Regions from separate parts of the Mus musculus genome. Here region 1 is linked to region 2. A link is a loop called in an ENCODE intact Hi-C map of the cell type or tissue named here. Cell type or tissue: heart. All regions are shown on one strand. Links, peaks and the distances in the headings refer to the core of each region. The heading gives the core; the rest is flanking DNA.

Evidence for each region. A loop is a pair of places that touch in the nucleus more often than their neighbours do. Peaks named below come from ENCODE experiments on the same cell type or tissue, not always from the same donor. Only the 100,000 strongest peaks of a DNase experiment are listed, where the experiment ranks them.
Region 1: it touches region 2 in a loop (8-fold over the local background); 14 of 42 quality-filtered maps call a loop at or near these places.

The regions. Positions count from the first base shown.
Region 1 is chr16:97,308,493-97,316,438 of GRCm38, reverse strand. No RefSeq gene overlaps it. Among named protein-coding and RNA genes, the nearest start is that of Bace2, 44 kb to the left of the region's middle. In heart, for the core only: CTCF peaks have their summits at 3,192 and 3,403 (motif pointing left); no DNase peak of the experiment used is centred there; H3K27ac peaks cover 1,233 bases.
Region 2 is chr16:97,564,191-97,572,136 of GRCm38, reverse strand. Tmprss2 (transmembrane protease, serine 2) reads left to right here. Exons shown (of 14, transcript NM_015775.2): 8 at 89-132; 9 at 1,594-1,762; 10 at 3,068-3,243; 11 at 3,634-3,729; 12 at 4,399-4,541; 13 at 4,962-5,114; 14 at 5,986-7,455. The coding sequence ends at 5,997. Among named protein-coding and RNA genes, the nearest start is that of Tmprss2, 43 kb to the left of the region's middle. In heart, for the core only: a CTCF peak has its summit at 3,278 (motif pointing right); no DNase peak of the experiment used is centred there; H3K27me3 peaks cover 288 bases.

The DNA of each region.
Region 1 (7,946 bases), core at 1,218-6,217, 260 kb after region 2:
CCATTTGTGAGGAAGGAACCTCAATTAAGAAAATGCCCCCATAAGATGGACTGTGGGCAAACCAGTAGGGCATTTTCTTAGTTAGTGATTGATGGTTGAGGGGCCCAGCCCATTGTGGGTAGTGATATCTCTGGGCTAGTTGTTCTAGGTTCTGTAGCAAAGCAGGCTGAGCAGGCCATGAGGAGCAAGCCAGTCAGCAGCACCCCTCCATGGCCTCTACATCAGCTCCTGTCTCTAAGTTCCTGCCCTTCTTGAGTTCCTGTCTGACTTTCTTTGCTAATGAACAGTGATATGGAAACTGTAAGCCAAGTAAACCTTTCTCCCCCAGGTTTCTTTGGTCATGATGTTTCATCATAGCAATAATAACCATAACCAAGACATATACTATGACCAAGGCAACTTATAAAAGAAAGCATTTAATGTGGGATCATGGTTACAAAAAGTGAATCCATGACCATCGTGGCAAGAAGAAAGGCAGGAGGCAGGTAGCATGGTGCTGGAGCCTTAGTTGCGATCTTACATGTTGAGACAACAACAAGGAGGCAGGGGAGAGAAGAGAGGGGAGAAAGGAGAGGGGAGAGGGGAGAGGGGAGAGGGGAGAGGGGAGAGGGGAGGGGGGTTGAGGGAGAGAGCAGGAGAGCAAAGGCCTGGACCGATTTAGGTTTTTGTAACTTGATAGCCCATCCCCAGAAACACACCTTCTCTAAGACCATACTTCCTAATCCTTCACAGACGGTTCCACCAATTGAGGACTAAGCATTCGAACAAACCTATAGGGGTCATTCTCCTCCAAACCACACCTACTTTACTTGGTCAGTATTCTCTCCTTGAAAGTGAGAGCCACCTCTGTAATTAGGAACGCAGACTATCTTATTCCCATCCTTCAACCCCCAACCTTCAGCCTCCACCCCTTCTAAAATTCCTCCTTTGGTCTTTCTTTTGTAAGATGTGTGAACACCCTAGCAGCAAGGTCATTCCAGACGTACTTCTAGGGACCAAGAAGAACTGATCGCTTATGGCTGCTGGGCACGTAAACCACAAGAATTTTCTGGGGGTCTTTGTCCTTGTCTCTAAGGCTTACTGGTGGCTGTTGGGTGTTGTTGACAATTCTTTGTTCAAAGCAGAACTCCACCCCAAGGTCTCACTTCAGACTCAGTCCTTGACTCTACCTATAGCCTCTCTGTGGGTATAAACAATCCCATGTTTCCCAAACAGGCAATTCAAGGCTTTCACATGATTGGCTAGTGGGTAGCAATGATGCAGTCACAGCTACAGGCTTTATGGGAGCTTCCAAATGAAGTGATAATTATCAGCTACAGAATCTCAAGGTTGGTTCCTGGAGAAAGCAGTTGGGTCTCCCCTCATCCCTGCGAAATAGCTGTGGAGCCAGATGCTCACATAACAGAGCATATACATGAGATTCAGACGACCATGTGCAAAGCCTAGGGAGACTGTGCAGCAGGGTGAAAGCTGATCTTTTAGGCAATAACTACAAAGCAGGAGAGTAAGAAATAGGAGTTTTTCCTGTGGATTCACACTGCTTTGGTGTCTACACCAGCTTTGTGGCCCTTCATGTGCTCAGATGGTGATGGAATGATTTTAATATTCTCATCTCTTCAACTTTTAAATGCCTCCTCAGGTTTTATTAAGGGCACCATGTAGGAACACATATTAATTTGGTGCTTGCCCTAGCAACCAGATGCAGGTCAGGTTCAAGGGGATATGTTTAGCTACAGAGGAAAGCAAACAGCTCTTTCTAAGATCATCATCTTAGCTTGATGGGTGATAATTCCATGTTAGCATTTAAAATCATTTCCTTTAGTTTTAAATGTTTGGTCCACTCCTCCCACTTTAAGAGGTCAAGAATGAAATGGAAAATAGAATGTATTTGCTCTTTTAAGTGTTTTATTATTTTTTAAAGCTTTTTATTGGTTCCTTGTGAGTTTCACATCACGCATCCCAATCCCAGTCATCTCCCCCTCCCCTTGTGTCCACTCTCCACCCTTGCAGAAAAAAAAAATCTTGTGGAAGCTACAGTGTGTTATAGTGTGTCCCACATCACACCCTTTTTGTCCACATTTCTTTGTTTCCAAATGTTCATTGAATGACTTGTTGGTCTGGTTCAAGGCCTCTGGCTTCTGCCACTCTACTGATACTAGAAGCTCGCTGGGACTCCTCTCAGATAGTCTGCTGTTGTCCTGTGTCATGGAGATACAGGAGTTTAGGCCCCTTCATGAACTCCAGCAGTTCATCAAGGGGTAGATGTTGGGGTGGACCAATTCAAAGTCTTAGATTTGGGCCTGAGAGGTATCTGAGCTGGTCAGCTCACTGCCTCTCTCACTCTCACAACCTTGAGGCCATCTCTGCCACCAGGGTCAGCTCTACTCTGCTGTCCAGGTGAGGTGCAGGGCCTGCTCTTCTGAGTGTTGCAGCTGTGAGGGACATGGACAGTTCTTCCACTCTCATGACCGTGGGGCCAGCTCTCCTGCCTGCCATAGATGGCAAGGGACAAGGAAGGGAAGGGGAGAGGAGGGAGCTTGCTCTCCCAAGTGACTCAGCAGGTGATGGGAAGGGCCCGTTCTGCTCTCATGACCTGGTCAGGGTCAACTTTCCCACCTGCTGCCAGTTGTGAGGGCAAAATGGAGGGTGGGGATCTCTCTCTTGCCAATGTCATGACACAGCAGACAAGAGGCAGGGCCTGCTCTCCTGAAACCTCCACAACCAGGGCCAGCTTTACTGTGCTGCAGCAAATGAGGGCAGGGCTCTGATCTCTCCTGCTCTGGTGACCTCAGGGCCAGCTCCTAGCCTGCTGTAGGTGGCAAGGGGGAAAGGGGGACATCTCTCCCTCTCCCATGTCACCACATAGCAGACAAGAGGCTGGGCCAACTCTTCCACATTCATACTCTCCGGGGGATTGGCTCACCCACAATGTCAGATCTGCTCTCCTAAGTACTGCAGCTGGATAGGGGCGGAGTTTTCTCTCCTGCTAACATCTCCCCAGGGCCAGCTCTCCCACAATGTCCAGGCGAGGGTACGCCAGTTCTGCACAGCCCTCAGACATCAACATGTACCAGGAGAGTAGCCCTCGGGGGGCATCCACGTGGCCTTTTTGTAGTAACAGATCCCTACTTCTGCAGGGCCACAGACTCAGACGTGGCCCCTGGTGGCAGCAAAAGACAGGACCCCATCATGGACCTAGGAGGCATCCCTGGCTACTCACATCAGGCTTTCTTCACGACTCTTTGAGTCTCTAGTTCTGCCTCTTTTCATTGTGTCCCCCCACCCAACCCCCTACCTCTCTTCACCCCCACCCCACATTCTTCTGTCTCTCCAGCAGGCAGCTTCCTGGCAGAGACCGAGTATTCCTTCATGGCCATCTAGTGCCCTCTACTGGGGAAGCTTCGCATTGCATCCTCTGAAAAGGAAGCTCATTGCTGAACCAAAATCTATGTCCAGTATGGCCAGAAGAAAAAAGATTGTTAGTCTATCTCCAAGTGCTTGTTGTGCTTGGCGGTCAGTGAGTATGCATAATCAGAGCTGAATGCCCACAGTTCCCTCCTCCGTGTCCCTGTGCTTTCCAGGAAGGAACACTAACCAGTCACTCTTCCTCCTCTGTCACCTGTTTTCCACCTTGTGTGAGAACCCCAGTCTTGAAGCCAATGAGTCGGTCCTTTGGTTCCACCCTTGGATGTCCCCAAGTGCCTGTCCCCAAGAAAAGCCTGTGATTGCAAAGTCTCTCTTCTCTTCCCTCCCTACACTCCCATGGAATCTCTTTTAATAAGTGTTCACTTCTCAAGCAGCTGCTACAGAGAAGGCTGAAGCCAATGTCCTGCTCAGTATTAACCAGTGGGAGGTGGTACAAGGTGCCACTTAAGGAAGGAGTGCTTATAAAAGGGAATCTCGTGGTGTTAACTGTGACATCAACTGCTAGAAGCTGGAAGAGGGGATCTGTGAGGAAGAATGGGTGACTTCTAGTCCACTGGTGGCTAGGTTAGTTGAAAGCAAACAGCAGTTGCTTTCCTACACCCCCCCCCCCGTGTGTGTGTGTGTGTGTGTGTGTGTGTGTGTGTGTGTGTGTAGAGAGAGAGAGAGAGAGAGATTCACAGAGCACTTACATGTTGATGGCACAAAAACCAAATCTGATTCATGCAGCAGACAATTATTCAGCTATAAAAAGACCGTCCCAGTACATACTCCAACATTGCATGCATGAAAAACAGTGCATGTTACCACTTACACATAGACCATAGGTTAGAGGGTTAACAGACAGAAGGTAGAATGGTAGTGGTGACTGAATGAAAAGCGAGGCCTTGGCTGCTCCACAGTGTGGTTGGGGAGAAGATTTACTGTAGACATGAGAGAGAACATAGCCAGAGGCATCTGGAAAGGTCCTGGCTGAACAGGGCCAGTAGACTGAACCAGGCCATGGGAGAAGGGGATGGGAGAGCAAGAGAGGAAATGAGAAAGAGGAGAGGAGAGGGGAGGGAAGGGGAGGGGAGGGGAGGGGAGGGGAGGTGGGCAGGAGGGATCTCAGGACTGAGAGCATGAGAGAGACCAAAAGGCTGCATAGCCAAAATGGCTGAAGTTGTATAGGAATCAGAGACACTGCAGGGAGGAATGAAGCTCAGGAGCTGGAGGAGACAGGCTCAAGGCAAGGTGAGAAGTGCCTAGAGGAGCCAGGACTCTGCAACAAGGACTGGTGGTGCCAGGAGAGACTAGTCACCAGCCTCCACTTTGATATGTTAAATAGGTGCAGCTCAGCCTCTGTCCCTGTTTCTTTGAGACCTCACAAAGATGGTGTCCCCTGAGGCAAGCAGTCAATGTCTGGTAGAGACAGAGTGTCTGCTGGAGAAAATGGAAAATTCTAAGGTGGATGCTGGAGGTAGTTTATACAGTGTCAATGTGACACTAACTTCAGCCTAAAAGTTGTCAGGACATATAATTTAATGTTCTTGGAATAAAATCAACCTGGGAAGGTCATGTGCTGAGGTTACAATTTGTATGTGAGCTTCCTTAGTGCCTCTGCCTGCGGGACAGTTGGACAGGGTCTGAGGAACCGCCTGCGGAGAGAATGAGGGGTGAGGAACACAAGGACGGACAGCAAGTCTGATTGATCAAGCTGTCAAATTTTTATTTTTCCCAGGCAGGTTTTATGCCCACAGAAGCAGGGTATGGGGAGGGAGATGACGCAGAATCGCTCTTTGTTTCTGGGAGAACTCACCTGTTCCCAAAAGCAGGATATTGGCTAGGTAAAAAGTTCAGCAGGAGGAACAGAACAGAATGGGTTGCTAGGTACCTGTGCATAAGATCTATAGCTATTTGTTCTTAACTGAGGGTAGTATTTTCCCACGGAGGCCTCAACTTTCCCCACAAAAATCTCAACTAAGCTAATACTTTTCCACTAAGGCCAAAACTTTATAAGTAAGCACTTATGGCTGACAACGCAGTTAACATTCAAACAGGGTCAGTGGCTCCCAACACCTTAGGAAGAAGAACAACAGGGGAGGGGGGCATCTCACATGTTTATTTCCCAGCCTGAAGGTTAGCTGTTTGTTTTTTTGTTATCTTGTTTTGTTTATTTCTTTTCAATTTTACATAAACAACTACGGTTATTTAGAAAGGGAAACCTCAAAAATGCCTCCATAAGTTTTGTCTGTAGGCAAGGGTATGGGACATATTCTCCATTAATGATTGGTGTGGGAGGCCCTGGCTGACTCTGGGCAGTGTCACCCTGGGCAGATGGTTCTGGACTAGATAAGAAAGCAGGCAGAGAGGGTGAGTCATGAAGAACAAGCCAGTAAGTGCCCCTCATCCCTGACCTCATTTTCACCTCCTCCCTCCAGGTTCCTGTTTGACTTCCTGCCCTGGCTTCCTTTGATAGAATAAAGGCTGTAAGATGCAATAAACCCTTTCTTCCCCAAGTCGTTTTTGATCACTGTATTGTTGTAGCCATAAAAGGATAACAATCAGGTCCTGTTCACAGGTCACTTTGGCCCCAAAGGACTCCAGGCTCTATGGCATGTCTAGCTCAGCTCTGGGGAGTAAGGCTGAGAGTAGAATTTAAAGACCCACTGAGATAGATTCACAAGGAAGGTTAAAGATATCCAATTGCTGGGGTCTTTTGAATGTTAGGCCCAATTCTCTCTGACCAGGCAGGCTTCTTAGATGACCCGCTCTCAGGACCCTCATCTGTGTGTGTGTAAGTGTACGTGTATATGTGTGTGTTTATGTGTCTCTCTGTGTGTATGTGTGAGTGTGTGTGCATGTGGTAGGGGGCACTCAGTACTTACCTCAGAGCTTCTCTGACTAGAGAAAGAGTGTAGAGGGAAAGGTCACCCCCTGCCCCCTCCCCCACATCCTTCCTGTTCATGTAAACCAGAGTGCCTTGAACTTACCTCCCTGCCTTTGCTATCCTTTCAAGTGTGGGAATGTGGCAATTGCATGGAGGCCCCAGGCTCCTAGAAAATCTTCCCTGGGGGATACAGGGCCAATAAGTCACCTCTTTCATATGGAGGGCATCATAGCTTGTGGTTTTGGCTGCAAAAGGAAGCATGAATGGGGTGAAGGGTAGCTTGTGCTAGACTTTGCCTTAATTAGCGAAAAGCCTTGTGACCATTTTGGGGTGTGTGTGTGTGTGTGTGTGTGTGTGTGTGTGTGTGTGTGTGTGATGAATTCAGGTAGGTGTTTACTTCCTCCTCCAGGACCACTGTAAGGTCATGCCTACAGAGCTCCTAGTGTTAATCCTGGGAGTCTCAAGAGAGAAAACCAAACAAAACAGTTCTACAATTTTGAGCCAAACTGGAAGCAAGTTTTAACTAAATACTGACCAGGATGGATTTTGGTCAGGACCACTCTCTGGAATTCCCAGGGAGAAACCATAAGACATGTGTTGTAGTAGCATTTTAAAAACAAAACCATGCAGTCACTGTGTTTTCCCATGTGGCCATTGATTTAGTTAGGGTGTTACTGCTGTGAACAGACACCATAACCAAGGAAAGTCTTATAGAGGACAAAATTTAATTAAGGCTGGTTTACAGGTCCAGAGGTTCAGTCCATTATCGTCAAGGTGGGAGCAGGGCAGTGTCTAGGCAGGCATGGTGCAGGAGGAAATGAGAGTTCTACATCTTCATCTGAAGGCAGCTAGCAGATCCTGGCTTCCAGGCAGCAAGGATGAAGGTCTTAAAGCCCATACTCACAGTGACACACTTCCTCCAAAAAGACCATACCTACTCCAACAGGGTCACACCTTCTAATAGTACCACTCCCTGGGCCAAGCATATGCAAACCATCACAGTCGTCATTTGAACTGTACTTCCTGCTAATTTACCTTTCTCAGATCTCTGATGGCATTGATGACTAGGCTAACTGTAGCCCTGTCAGCTTGGCAGCAGCAGGCAACCAATTCCTTCCCTCAAGGCTGCAACCACCTTGTTAGTTGTCTAAAGCTACTAGGTCTCTTGTCAAGAAAAGGCAGGCAGGCTTGCGTTGCTAACAAGATAAGGCAAGGTTTCAGGTGTAACTTTGCACGAAGGGAACATGCTTTGCAATAATTGTTCTCAGTAATAACTACTTGTGACTCTGAAAAATGGTTAGATTTAAAAAAAAATAAGGTTTAAAATCCATGCAAGTTCTGAGTGTCTAAAAAGATGTTCTAAGGTATAGAGGGTCTGCAGATGTAAAAGCTTAAAAAAGTTCTGAGGGTCTCAGAAAATGATTTAAGATGTATAGATACAAATTCTAAAAGGCATAAAACATGGTTCAAGGCATGTGAAAATGGAAAATGTTTCAGATTTCTTTTACCCTTCTATGCTATTGTTACACTAAGATTTCAAAAATTCAGAGTTTTAACATTGACCAATAGAGTTCTGATAAACTGGTAGAACACTGACTACTTCCTATTCAGTCACAAGCTCAAGATTTTAAATTTCCTTTGGTTGTCTTCTAAG
Region 2 (7,946 bases), core at 1,093-6,092:
GTCATTAGTAGTGGGAAGGAGGCAACACCAGGAGAAGACACCGGTGTCTCTCCCTGCCTTGGTAACCAGAGTCCTTTTTTCTTTCCAGTGACTCATGTTCATCCCGCATGGTGGTTTCTTTGCGCTGTATAGGTGAGTGAGTACTTCTTAATGGTGCTTTTCTATGCTTCTGAGTAGGATCCAGTCTGTCGTTTTTGGGAAAATGTCCCTGGGGCTTGGGATATGGTGAGAGAAGGTCTCCAGGAACCAGCAAGGATGTGCCTTGAGGCCTCTTGCTTACACTAGGATCTCTGATTTGACATTTTGCTGCACTGTAGTGTGGGTGGTGGCTGGATACTGATAGGCCTTGCTTTTAGGTGCCATAATGAATAGGGGGCCTTAGTGGATCCTTCTCCATGAAGCAGAAGAATGTGAGTTGTAGGTGAGCCTGAAGCCTCAGAATCAGTGACCTGGCCAAGGCCAAAGCCAGAGCAGTATCATTCAGTCTTCCGCTGGACATAGCTTCCGGAGGAGAGCTGACATCAAGCATGCCTGCATGCATTCTACCTTCCCTCGGGAGCTTGCTTAGGGGATAACTGGAGACCCCCCCCCCTCTCTCTCTCTCTGTGTGTGTGTGTGTGTGCTTGTGTGTATGCGTGAATTACTCATGGACCCCACACTAGATAAATATAGATGTCCAGCCTAGGCCCGGGACTTGAAGCCTACACTTTAGCAAAGGAGCTCTGAATCTCCTTAAGGCCCCCTTATTGCACAGCTAGGAGAGCACTGTTGTTAGCCCCTTTGTCTACATGTGCTTCATGGGTTCTCACAGTCACTCACAGAGGTGTAGCTGGCACTTAAAGGATGCCTTCCAGAAGTCCTGCCCCATACTGTGCTGAGACACATCAGGCCTGCTCATCTATTACCCCAACACCAGCCACTAGCCTGGGGGCCTTCCAGCACCCCAGGATATCTCCATCTACTTCTTATATTACCTTGGCTTCTCTCAACTGAAAACTTGACCCACAGGTGTGAAGTTTCAAGAGCTCCATCTTCAGGCTGGCAGGAACTGTTCACCCTGAAGTAGATCTCATCCCTGCTCAGCAAAGAACCTCTATGTTTTATTTCCTGGGGGGTGGGGGGTGGGGGGGGTGGAGGAGGGTCAGCTTTCATCTACCCCAATTGCCCCTCACTTACCTACTGAGTCACCTCACACACACTCACCTCTTGGCTCCCCTTTATAACTCCTGCTGAAACCCTCACTTGCCTCCTCCCTCACTGGGGGTTGGGGTGCTGAGTGTGTCAGTCTCCATGAGGAGCCTGTTACCCAGGGCTTTCTTAATCCTGTCAGAGATCTGATGGAATCAGATAGCAATAAGAATTAGCTTGTGTTCCAGCCAGGGAAGGAGTGGCCCCTTGGGGACCTAGGTGACCATCTACTTGCCACTTGCTTATTCAAATTCCTAATAATAGGAAAACAGAGGCAGCAATGGCCCCACTGCCTGGTGAGGCCAGAGAAAAGCAGCTGGCTGGAGCACACATGATTGGCTTTGTGCTGGCCCTGGTGTCTTCTGTTCTGTTGACTGACACCTGACTTATGCTTGTCACCCTCAGAATGCGGGGTTCGCTCAGTGAAACGCCAGAGCAGGATTGTGGGTGGATTGAATGCCTCACCAGGAGACTGGCCCTGGCAGGTCAGCCTGCACGTCCAAGGCGTCCACGTCTGCGGAGGCTCCATCATCACCCCCGAGTGGATTGTGACGGCCGCCCACTGTGTGGAAGAGTATGCCTCCATTCTGTGAAGTCTAGGGTAGTAGAGTGGAGTCATGTGGCCCAGACTTTTGGGTTTGGAGTGTGGCTCTGCCACCATGTGATCCACACCAAGCTGTGTGGCAGCTCCCATGTCCTGCTGGGGTGACAGTGCTGCTGTGTGGGGGACATGTGTGCTACAGGTGCACAGCTTCATCCACTCATTACACAAATGTCCCCATGGTATCTCCTGCCTGCTGCTGCATCCCAGCCTGGGATAGGGATGATTATCAGCATCACTGTGACTAGATATGTTTCATCTATGAGTTCTGAGAGCTCCTGCTCTATCAGTCTCATTTTTCCTGGATGCTAATCTCAGGGCGAAGCCTACTTTGACAACCTCACACTATCCTAGTAGGTTCTCTGGGAGCCTGTGTAGATACCCTCTGTCTTGGCATTGCCCTCACAGGTGGGCAGGAAAGGTGACTACGCCATATTGCATAGTGTCAGCTCTTGCCAAAGACACTGTTCCATCTTCCATCCTCCCTCCATCTTTTCTTTCCACCTCTTCCCTCTCCTCTCTTCATTTCCAAGGGTTTTATTATCTAGTTCAGGCTGGCCTCAAAAGAATAATTATGCCCCAGGCTCCTGAGTGTACAGGTACAACCCACTTAGAACAAAATCATATCTTTATTAGATTTTGGGCACTTTCTGCCTTAAGTGAGCCTCAGTCTGACTCAACTTCTGGCCCAGCCATTCTCTGGCTATGTGCCCTTGGACAGATGACTCAATGTCTCTTAGCCTGTTACTACCACACAGGAGTGCCCTTCTCTTCTTCCTCCCTGGCACTGCTGGGAAGTTAGGGAAGCTATCTTTCCTGGGAGTGTACCTTCATTCCTCATGCATCCCAGATTCTGAGGTTCCTCCAGTGGTTGAAGCTAGAAGTTTCAAAGAAAATCCCCAGATGAAAGAAAAACGTGATAGTGATAAGACTCCAAGTATGTCCATCAGTACACATTTATTAAGCACCCCCTGTGTCAGTAAATGCTCCAGCATATAAAGATTAGTGAGACCCAGGCTCGTCAGGATGTGATCTCAAGTATCACAGAAAGGTGTCGCTCTATTTGTAGGCTGGTGCAGAAGATGGGTGAAGGAACAGAATCCTTGGGGAGCCATTCAGCTATGGGGAGGTGGGAGGGAAGTGAGAAGTTCCTTGCCCCAGCCTCACTCTGTGACTCTGTCATCTTACTCCAGGACTCAGCATATGTGTTTTAAAGACTGAAGTGAACACCTCATATCTGTAGTCCTGAGTTTCCATGTCTGCCCTTCTGTCTCTCAGACCCCTCAGCAGCCCGAGGTACTGGACGGCATTTGCGGGAATTCTGAGACAGTCTCTCATGTTCTATGGAAGTAGACACCAGGTAGAAAAAGTAATTTCCCATCCAAATTACGACTCTAAGACCAAGAATAACGACATTGCTCTCATGAAGCTGCAGACACCTTTGGCTTTTAATGGTACGTGAGACTCAGCCCACTAGAGGGCAGTAGCGCCCCCTGGTTGTGTGGATCAGAACTGGCTTCAGACATCACTAGTGTCCCTGGGGGACAACATCCTCTCCCGCTGAGGCCATCTGGTTGATAATTTGTAAAGATTGCTGGTTTTAAAAATGGTTAAAATTTTTTTAACTTATTTTATGTGCATGGGTGTTTTGCCTATAATTATGATCTGTGCACCATTTGCGTGCCTGGTTCCCACAGAGGCCAGAAAAAGGTGTCAAATTTCTTGAGACAGTTGTGGGCCACCATGTGAGTGTTGGGAATCAAACATGGGTCCTTGTGTTCTTAACTACTGAGCCATCACTCCCAAGACAACTGTTAACTCACCTTTTGCTCTTCTTTAAACAGATCTAGTGAAGCCAGTGTGTCTGCCGAACCCAGGCATGATGCTAGACCTAGACCAGGAATGCTGGATTTCGGGGTGGGGGGCCACCTATGAGAAAGGTGAGGCTTTGGGTCACACAGGATGGGACACTGATTTCCACAGTGGGACCCCTTCATTTGAATCCCAGTTCAGTTATTCAGTGGTTTCTGGCTTTGGACAATTTACATGAGCTATGTATCTTGCTTTCCCCATTCGATTACATCATCAAATTAACCCTACCTAGCACATAGGAAGAGAGCTTGACATTTTGATGGACTGAGGGAGTATACTAGTTACTTCCTCATTCCTGTGACAAAATTCTTGACAAAAGTAACTCAAGGGAGTTCCTTAGCTGAAGGGAAGAAGGATTTATTGTCCACAGTTTGAAGGTGCCATCCATCATTTGGGAAAGGCATGGTATCAGGAGCACATGATGTCAGGTCACATCTATATATTCAGGACTCAGGAAGAGAGAGATGAATTCTGATACTCATCTCACTTTCTCCTTTTTATTCAGTCTTGGACCCAGCTAAATTTAGAGCATTTTCCCTCCTTGATCCACCCACTCTAGACATCCCCTCATAGACATGCTCAGAGGTTTGTCTCCTAGTTGATTCTAGAGCCTGTCAATCAATGTTAACCATTACAGGGAGGGAGGAGGGGAGAGTGGTATTCGATCATCTGCATGGAATATGGGCCTCTTGAGGAAGATGTCCACAAGAGCTGCTGGCTGATGCCTCTGTTGTTAGGGAAGACCTCGGACGTGTTGAATGCTGCCATGGTACCCTTGATCGAGCCCTCCAAATGTAATAGTAAATACATATACAACAACCTAATCACACCAGCCATGATCTGTGCCGGCTTCCTCCAGGGGTCTGTCGACTCTTGCCAGGTAATTGTGAGTTTTTATTTAACCTTTGAATATGCAGTTCCCACTGAGCCCCTGGGAGACATGGGGGCTCTTCTGGGATCAGAGATACCTCTCAGGGACATGGAACCAGCTGGGAACAGCTGTGGGGAGGGATGTGGCCACTGGCAACATTTATACCTCTGGCAGAAACCAGGGTTGGGCATGCTATGGTCTCCAGAGAAGCTTTAGCTTGGCACAAGTGTTGGTGTGGTTGAAGTGTGTTCTGCCATGCATTTGCTAACTGTAACTGCCATGCACCAATATAACCTTTTGGATTATGTCTCTGTGACCATTACCACCTTCAGGGGAGACATATCCATACCCTCTCTCATATCCAGTGTCCTCTCTGCATATACCGTTTAGTGTGCCTTTTTCTTCTCAGTAACTTGCTGTGTTCCCCAGGGAGACAGTGGAGGGCCGCTGGTTACTTTGAAGAATGGGATCTGGTGGCTGATTGGGGACACGAGCTGGGGCTCGGGCTGTGCCAAGGCACTCAGACCTGGAGTATACGGGAACGTGACGGTATTTACAGATTGGATCTACCAGCAAATGAGGGTAATTTCCTCTATTCCTGGGCTGTCCATGTTCTTGAGCTCAAGTCGTGGATCTGGGAGGATTGCACCTTGGCAGAAAGCAGACACTTTCATGACCCAAGCTTCTCCTGGATCCTTTCACCCCTCTGTTCCAGATCCTTTCACCCCTCTGTTCCCTATCCCTATGATTTCTCAATCCCTCTATATGCCCACTCTAGGCCTATGGTGCCTGTATATCTAGAGAGAGGCAGTGTCAACCTTACTGGCCTTCCTGCTAGCGCTGATGGCAGAGCTGGACTCATAGAATCCCCTTGGCCCCCCATTTTAGTGCAGGGTCAGCAAAGCCAGGCACCTACCCAACCTTCACCCACTCACATACTTGGGTGATAGAATAGTCAGAATGGTACTCTTCCTCAGAGGAGTCTCTTGAGGGGCATTATGTTCATGTTCAGAGGGAGAGAGGTGACTAGAGATCTCAATTCCCCAACTTGGGTCCAGGAGAGGTTGCACAGCAAGGAAGAAGCCCAGGAGTTCCTGTGAGCCTACCCTCCTGGCTTATCACTACAATCTGTTAGATCTCCAGCTCCTTCCATTCCAGGGATCAAAAAGATGGAGGGTTTCTTAGGGAAAGAGCATCTCTCCTAGTATCTGTCCGATAAAGAAAGAATGGGACTGAGGTATTGCTGTGAAGCCTGATTGTGTCAATGCAATGACACCTGGGTCCACGGTGTCACATCTTTTGAGGGAAAGTCCTCCTGGAAGAGTTGGGAATGGACAAGTCAGACTATGCTGATGGGCACAAAGAGGAGACTACAGGGAGGGGGCAGAATTGAGGGCACTGAGCTTTGTCTGTCATAGGAGAATAACCTTATCTCTTCTTCCTATTTGCACAGGCGAACAGCTAATCCACGTGGCTTTGTCCCAGACTTCCTTTGTCTTCAACAACCTTCTGCAAGAAAACCAAGGGCCTGAATTTTAACTTCCTGTGCACAATGTACCTTTTGAGATGATTCGAAGGGCCTTTCACTTTTATTAAACAGTGACTTGTTTGACTGTGCTCCCTGGTCCTGTGAGGGCTTCAGTGCCCCACCCCTGGGCCACTTCTGCAGCTCCCACCAGAATGGATGACCAGATTCTGTTGGGTTTGGGCACATAGGGCCAAAGGCAGAGGAGGGTGGCACTCTCATGTTGGAACTTCTTTTGGGCTCATGCTCAGGCCTTTTTTGGATCACTAAGGACTATGACCTCTGAGTAACCTGATGACCTGAGAAAGAGTAAGGAGGCCAGGCAGGGCCTTGGGCCCAGGAACAGGTACCTTGAGAGTGAGAGCTACCCATTGCCTGTGGCCTAAATCTGCTGTGCAGGTTGGGCTGGTCATACTGTCATGATTTCATTAACAGCCTGGGTGAACATGGCTGGGAGTAAAGGGCTTGCTCTCCTGCATGTTGACATGACGGCCCTTTCCAAGGGTGATGGAGGCTTTCCCAAGCTAAGGGCCTAGGCAGATCTCTCAGAGCAAGAAGCTAATGCCGGCATGTCCCTTGGGTGAGCTCTACATGGTGTTATTCAGTCTGGTTCTTGGCTCCCCACTACTGTTTCTCTCAGCCTCTCAGAGCCTGAAACTTACCTCTTAGCTTTGGCTACAGGCATGGCCTAGTACCTGATGGAGCCTGTATAGCTCAGCTAATCAAATGGAGGCTCAGGTCCATCAGAATCAGGGACTTGTGATTTCAGTCACCTTGCTTCTGGGTTGTGTTTCTTCTCTTACTACCTCACTGCACCTGGACACTAGAGTGGATGAATGTCTGGAGTTCACCTGCATTTGGACTGTGTGATTGTGCCTCAGACACTAGACCTCTTCCAGATGGTTAGGTTGTTCTGTAGACTGGCAATGAGATTAGAAGTTCCTAGCTTCAGATAAAGATGAAAGAGAGGAGATCATTGTCTTCTGTCTTCTTCTGGCCCTGGGTTTATACCAGGAAAGCCATGCCAGAATTACCAAATATGAAGTATGAATGTCTTACCCACGGTGAGGCTCTGCCTCCTTCTCTCTGCCTGGTTCTTCAGAAGGCAGTGAATGGGTCATAACTGGGACTCCATCTTTGCTGGGGAAAGTCTCCCACCTAGGGAATGGTTACCACTCCATGTAAAGAAAACTCCCTCATGCGTCCTCTGGGACCTTCTTAGATGCTGTAAGGTACCTACATACAGACTAAATGTGCAAGCACCTTGAAGTGTGAGAACCTGTCCCCTCCTTAGCTCTCCTTGTCTTTGCTGTTGGTTGGTTATTTCCTGCTTTGTGTCTGTTCTGAGCTGTGAGATTCCACTGTGAAATATATGAATAAAGTATATAATTCTTTTAATTACTTGTCGGCTCTGTAGTTGTGCCCCAGGGGCAAGGCCAGGCTACAGTTCCTAGTTCCAAAAGGATGTCAGTGCTGCTGCTAGGTTGGGGACAGATGCTGTCAGAGCACTACCCCAGAACTGGCAGGCCCTGGTTGACCCCTGTGCTTGGACATAGTTTTCCAGTGACTCCTGCAAAAGCCTTACTACCAGCTCCCCAACACAGCCTCCCAAAGTCCAACTCCAAGAACCACACCATCTCAGCTCCTCCTTAGGTCTCCCTCATAGCCCCTTGGCCCTGAAAAAGAGCAGATTGGGCACCTAGTAAAGCCTCTTTATATAGCTGCCATGTGGAGGCCCTTAGCTATGGAGACACATTTCCAGGCTCCCACATCATCAGGCAACCTGACATAGACTAAGTCCAGCATCTGTACCCTGTGACTTCTTTCCAAAGTCCCAGATGGTTCATGGTGACAGAGATGCTGCCTCATACAGTGTACACTTCTCTTCC